2 separate regions of the Homo sapiens genome follow, and region 2 is linked to region 1. The links are chromatin loops, found by intact Hi-C in ENCODE. Cell type or tissue: transverse colon. All regions are shown on one strand. Links, peaks and the distances in the headings refer to the core of each region. The heading gives the core; the rest is flanking DNA. Region 1 holds the start of LINC00994 (long intergenic non-protein coding RNA 994). Region 2 overlaps PRICKLE2 (prickle planar cell polarity protein 2).

The links. A loop is a pair of places that touch in the nucleus more often than their neighbours do. Peaks named below come from ENCODE experiments on the same cell type or tissue, not always from the same donor. Only the 100,000 strongest peaks of a DNase experiment are listed, where the experiment ranks them.
Region 2: a loop joins it to region 1, with 5 times the contacts of the local background. A loop is called at or near these places in 2 of 110 quality-filtered maps.

Annotation. Positions count from the first base shown.
Region 1 is chr3:64,086,222-64,089,134 of GRCh38, forward strand. The region is part of intron 1 of PRICKLE2-AS1 (PRICKLE2 antisense RNA 1); the gene reads left to right. LINC00994 (long intergenic non-protein coding RNA 994) reads right to left here and starts at 1,142. Exons shown (of 4, transcript NR_033978.1): 1 at 656-1,142. In transverse colon, for the core only: no CTCF peak of the experiment used is centred there; no DNase peak of the experiment used is centred there.
Region 2 is chr3:64,169,188-64,172,100 of GRCh38, forward strand. All of the region lies in intron 2 of PRICKLE2 (prickle planar cell polarity protein 2), which reads right to left. Among named protein-coding and RNA genes, the nearest start is that of PRICKLE2-AS3, 17 kb to the right of the region's middle. In transverse colon, for the core only: no CTCF peak of the experiment used is centred there; a DNase peak (open chromatin) is centred at 1,320.

The sequences.
Region 1 (2,913 bases), core at 62-2,561:
AAAGGTTTGTAAGGTTAAAGCCATACTCCCTCTTCTTCCTTTTAATTTACTGAACCAGAATTGTTAGGAATTTTTCTTTTCACACTCTTTTAAAATTTTTTGAGCATCTACTATGTGTTAGGTCCCAGAAGAAAAGACAGCTGGGCTCTCTACCCCCATGGAGTACTGGTTCTAATGAGGGGGAAAAGGAAACTCGGAATTACAAGATGTTGCCAGCAGATATGCAGAATCCCAGGGGAGCCCAAGGCAGAGATCCTATTTCTAACTTGCTGAGACCAGACTTTTCATCCTAGAAGAAGCGTATCTACGTTGAGACCTGAAGAATGAGAAGTAGTTAACCAGGTGATCAATAGGTGGAAAAGGGAAAGTAGAAATATGAGTACTTTAAGCAGATGGAACAGCAAGTCCAAAGGTCTGGGTGCAAGGGAGAGACCATGATGAGAAACTGAAAGATCAATTTGGCCAGACATTCATGGCATTTGTTCATTGTATGCACATTATGCAATGCTTTCCAGCAATTGTGGTTTGTGTGAGGGGGTGACAAGACAGAGAGAAGGTGCCAGACCTGTGACCTTGTCTACCATAAAGGATCCTAGAGGGTTTTGGGTCTTGACTCTGAACAACAGACACAACCTTCCCACAGATATCCTCTTACCTGCCATGATGTCACCAGCTGGGTGGAATTCATACAGTCCATGAAGTAATAGGAAGAAGACCTCTGTGGTCCCTGCAGCCCGGGAGAAAAGAACTCATTCAGGGCAGAAGCAACACGGTCCTGAGGGAGTCGGGGTATTGAGTGAAGCAGAGATGAAAACAAAACAGGACAGAGTGGTGAATTTGATTTACATAATAAGAGCAGGCAAGGAAGACTGGCAAGTGTGACAGAAAAGACCTGTGCTCTAAATGTGTTTGGGGGTGGAAGTTGAGAATAGGAAAGAGACAACTCAAGAGACAAGCTGGCATTCACATGCAGGGTAGTGACTGGGCAGCAATGGTGAGAGAGAATTTTTAAATGTCTGCTATGCATTAAGAATTTACCTCCTCCTTCGGTGTTTCCTTGATAGACAGGACAGATTTGAAATGCTGAATATAGACTTATAATACTTTCTGGTTGTGTTTGTATTTCTTTGAATGCAGTACTTGGCTGAGAATGGACCAGTTGGAACCCTAGGGCTCACAGGGTTGTAGAAATTTTCTCATGAGACTGTAGCTTCAACTTGCTAAGCAGAGTGCAGATGACTGTTTAGAAATATAGCCAATAGATAATCTCAGTTCTTACTCTTGGGTTATTACTAGGATAGTTCCTAAAGAGATACATTTGGGGATGTCTGCCCAGCCCATGAATTTCTGCATCCAAAAAACTGTTCCCTCACCCATAAGAGCTAGCACTCTGGCCAGGCATGGTGGCTCACGCCTGTAATCCTAGCACTTTGGGAGGCCGAGGCGGGCGGATCACCTGAGGTCGGGAGTTCGAGACCAGCCTGACCAACATAGAGAAACCCCATCTCTACTAAAAATACAAAATTAGCTGGGCGTGGTGGCGCATGCCTGTAATCCCAGCTACTGGGGAGGCTGAGGCAGGAGAATCACTTGAACCCGGGAGGCAGAGATTGCAGTGAGCTGAGATCGCGCCATTGCACTCCAGCCTGGGCAACAAGAGCAAAACTCTGTCTCAAAAAACAAACAAAAACAAACAACAAAAAAAAATAGAACTAGCACTCTGCCAGCATGCTAGCACCTAGCACTTCACCCCTGTTCCAACATTGGTCGATCAGACCAGGAATGAGTACCTGACCCCAACTGGGCCAATCAGAGTATTTTTTGAGAATAAGATATTAAATGAAGAAGATGGCAACTTGGGAGCTGCAGAGAACCACATATGTCCATGAGTTCCCCAAAGCTGAAAAAGCAAAGTAATAAAGGGAAAAGATTAAGCAGACTATGGAAGAGAAGCTGAGCTTTAAAACTTAGGGTAGAAACTTTCTGATCTCTTGGTGGCTTTTCTATTTTGGGCTCCAGGCCCTCAAGAAACTGTTTCCCCTAGCTTCTTGCAAGATACGCGGTATCTTTGAAACAAACATTATTATTATTATTATTATTTTTGTGGCCCAAGTTAGTGCGAAGTAAGTTTTGATTACTTAAAATCCAAAGAACCTAGCCTAAAAAAATTGCCCTTTATGGCCCAAATTCTTTAGGTTATTCAGTTTACTTTCTAGTATTTCTAGACCCATCTGTTTGTGAACTTCTTGTGTGTTAAGGACACAAGGCCATCCATCAGCCCTGATGATCTGTTTTATCTTCAGAATCAGCCAGCCAAGCAGAGGCAACAAGTATCTGCTAGTATTTTGCTGAGAAAGCTCTTAAATCATCTTATCTCCTGCTGGGTATAATTGTGTCATTTAATAGCTTAACCATTTCCCCCTAAACTTCAGGCTGTGTTTGCCTTTATTTATCTATTGCATCTACTAATGAGCTTTCCTTTTTAGGTTCATGACTGGATGTCTGTCTCCGTCAAAATTGGCTATATTTAGAATTTAGGCTGGGATGGGTTTTCCAAAGGGGCTGGTGTTTCTCATTCTAAGCTAAAAGTAAAACCAGTATCTACTTTACACATAGGGCAGATGAGTATTTGGGAAGCAGACCCTTCAACCCCAAAGCTCTATAACACAAACAGGACTGAGCCCTTAGCATACAAGGACTCACAGAAAATAAAGACTTTCCCATGGTGAGAGGGGTGGCCCTAGATCTCCAAATGTTTATGAAAAATGTGATGACCCAGGGCCCTGCTGAATCAGACTCTCTAGGGATGGGGCTGGGGATCCTGAATTGTACATAATCTACCCAGTTAATTTTGATGTGTGAAAACCATTGGCTATGAGCCCAAGTAGCAATTCTCCAATCCAAACATAATTG
Region 2 (2,913 bases), core at 114-2,613, 83 kb after region 1:
CCCTTCTTCCTGCTTCCTGTCTGGAATGTAAACACAATGGCTAGAGCTCCAGCAGCCATCTTGTGTCATGAAGTAACCTTACAAATGGGAATGGAAGCTGTAACCTGAGGATAGTAGGACGGAAAGTTATGAGCCTGGACTTCAAAAAATTTTTAAAATTTTTATACCATGGAGCCACCAGACTAACCCTGGATTGCGTTTCTCTGAACTTCTGAGTGAGAGAAATAAGCTATTTCTTTATTTACAGTCTCTGTTGCTAGGAAGTGAATGCAATTCCTAAATGATACAGCAGTGGTTTTCAAACAGTAGCATACTTTAGAATCATCTGAGGCCTTTATTAAAGATGATGGCCATTTTCATCCCTCTGGGTCTGAAAAGGAGGCCAGAACTATGCACTCTTAACACCTCAGACCACTCCAGGAGAAACACTAGTTTAAGGAAAAGGCAAACACAAACACAAGGTAAAGGCCAACCCTCCTGAAGTGTAATCTCAGACATGAGCTGATACATTTGGAAGGTTTTATAAAATCCAACTTAACCCAGGGACTAATTCGAACACTGATCCTTTATTTCACGTGCCCCCTCACCTGCAGTTTGAGAAGCTTGGAACCTTGTTTAATCTACCTCAATTCGGGGAGGTAATATCTAAAATGCACCTGAGCATCTCAGAAGGCAGGTTGTACAGAGAAGGGAAAGATGCTGCCTGAATTTGCTGCACGTGGTGGTCTTTAAAAAAGTACACAGTGGTTCCCAAATGGGGACCTGGAGGACCATCAGGTAGCATTACAGCTGTGAGTAAATAGGGATGGGCTGCTCATGAGGGCCCCTGTGTTCATTTTGCCCCTATTTGCCAGAATTTCATTACCCAAGCAATAGGAGAAAAGTGCCGTTAAGTGGCATTTAAGAGGTGAAATTGTACCAAGTTTGGCTCCTTCCCTTTTCTCCTGGAGACCCACATTATAATTTTAATTGGTTTACTCAGGAAGCAATTTAGGAAACAACAGTCTAATGCCTAATGCCTAAACAATGTCTCCATCATGTTGAACTCCCCTAGGATTAGGATCAAAATCAGAAATAAAAGCTCATTTGCAGTATTTTCAAAGAAGACTCTTTCAAAGACTCCTTTCTTTTGTTCACACTTGATGTCTAATTCAACAGTGATTCTTGTTGGATGTCGGTTCAAAACATATCCAGAATCCAGTCATTTTCCACCACCCCTGCAGGACCAGTCTAGCTATGACTAAGTGCTCGCCTGAGCTATTGCTGTGGCTACTTCTGGACCCGGCTTTCACCTTTGTGCCTCTGCAGTCGAGTCTCTATTCAGCAGCAATAACAACTCCATTGGAATATAAACCAGGGTGTGTCACTGCTCTGCTCAAAACCCTGGATGGTCTGGGTGCAGTAGCTCATACCTGCAATCCCAGCACTTTGGGAGGCTAAGGGAGGATGATTGCTTGAGCCCAGGAGTTCGAGACTGGCCTGGGAAACAAAGGTAGACCATGCCTCTAGAAACATTAAAAAAAAAAAAAAAAAAAAAACAGCCTGGCTGTGGTGGTGCACACCTGTGGTCTCAGCTACTCTGGAGGCTGAGCTGGGAGGATCACTTGAGTCTGGGAGGTTGAGGCTGCAGTGAGTGGCGAATGCGCCACTGCCCTCCAGCCTGGGTGACAGAGTGAGATTCTATCTCAAAAAAACAAAACAAAACAATACAAAACAAAAAAACTCAAAACCCCCAAAACAACAACCCTGGATTATCTCCCATGCCTCTATAATGCAAAGCCAAAGTCTTCACTATAGCACCATGACCTCCCCACTCCTTACAACCTGGCTGACTCTGTCTCTTACCATATTCCTTTTGTTCAGGTCTTGTGCTCACAATGACCTCCTTGCTGTTCCTTTCACCTCATGGCCTTTACACCAGCCATTCCCTCGGCCTGAAAGGTTATTCCCCCAGATATTTACATGGTGTCATCCTCCTTTCTTCCAGTCTTTGCTCAAGGGCCACCTTGGCTGCCTTCCTTGACTATCCTAATAAATTAGCACCTCTATCCCTTATCTTCCAACCCAGTACTTCTCAAATGGGGGCAATAATACCCCCCAAGAGATATTTGACAATGTCTACAAACATTTTTTGTTATTGCAACTTGGGGAGGGAGCTGCTTTGGCACATATAGTGGGTAGAGGCCAGGGACGCTGCCAAACTTCCTACAATACATGGGTCAGCCCCAACAGCAAAAGATCCCCATCAAAATGCCAACAGTGCTGAAACTGATAAACTCTTCATCTGCTTTTTGTCAAAGAACTTATCAGTTGTTGACAAATGATCTATTTGTTTGTTGACTTTCTCTTCCCTCTAGAATGTGAGTACTTAGGACTGTGTTTGCTGTATACCCCCAGAAGAGGGTCTGGCATGTACAAGATACTCAATAAGTGTTTGTTGAATGGATGCATGCTGTATTCAAATCTTACCTTTCTAGCTGTCTGGGTTATTAGAGGATCTAGACAGACACATACAGCAAGAGAATAAACAAGCGAGATTTCAAGAGGAAACAGAGTAAAACTCATTAAGCTTCTCTTTCATTCCATCAAAGCATTTGCTTTTTTCACCAAAGATTAGTGCTGTGGGGTGGGTGGAGATGCTAAGTAAAGGATGCATGGAATAACTGTCAATATACTGTTTATTTCAGAGGAAGTGACAAAAGCGACACCCATTTGTATTTGAAGCCAGAGAATTTCTTTCAAGTTGAGTTAACTTCGTTTGAACAAACTAAGGAAAATAATTATGTTATGCCCTAAGCCGGTACCATAATTCAGAATCACATGAGTTGCTTTGCTCCTATGCCTGTTAGTTCTCACATGACCACTCTTTCCAACCCTGTTTATTATTTTATTTAGAATATTAAACTTCAATGT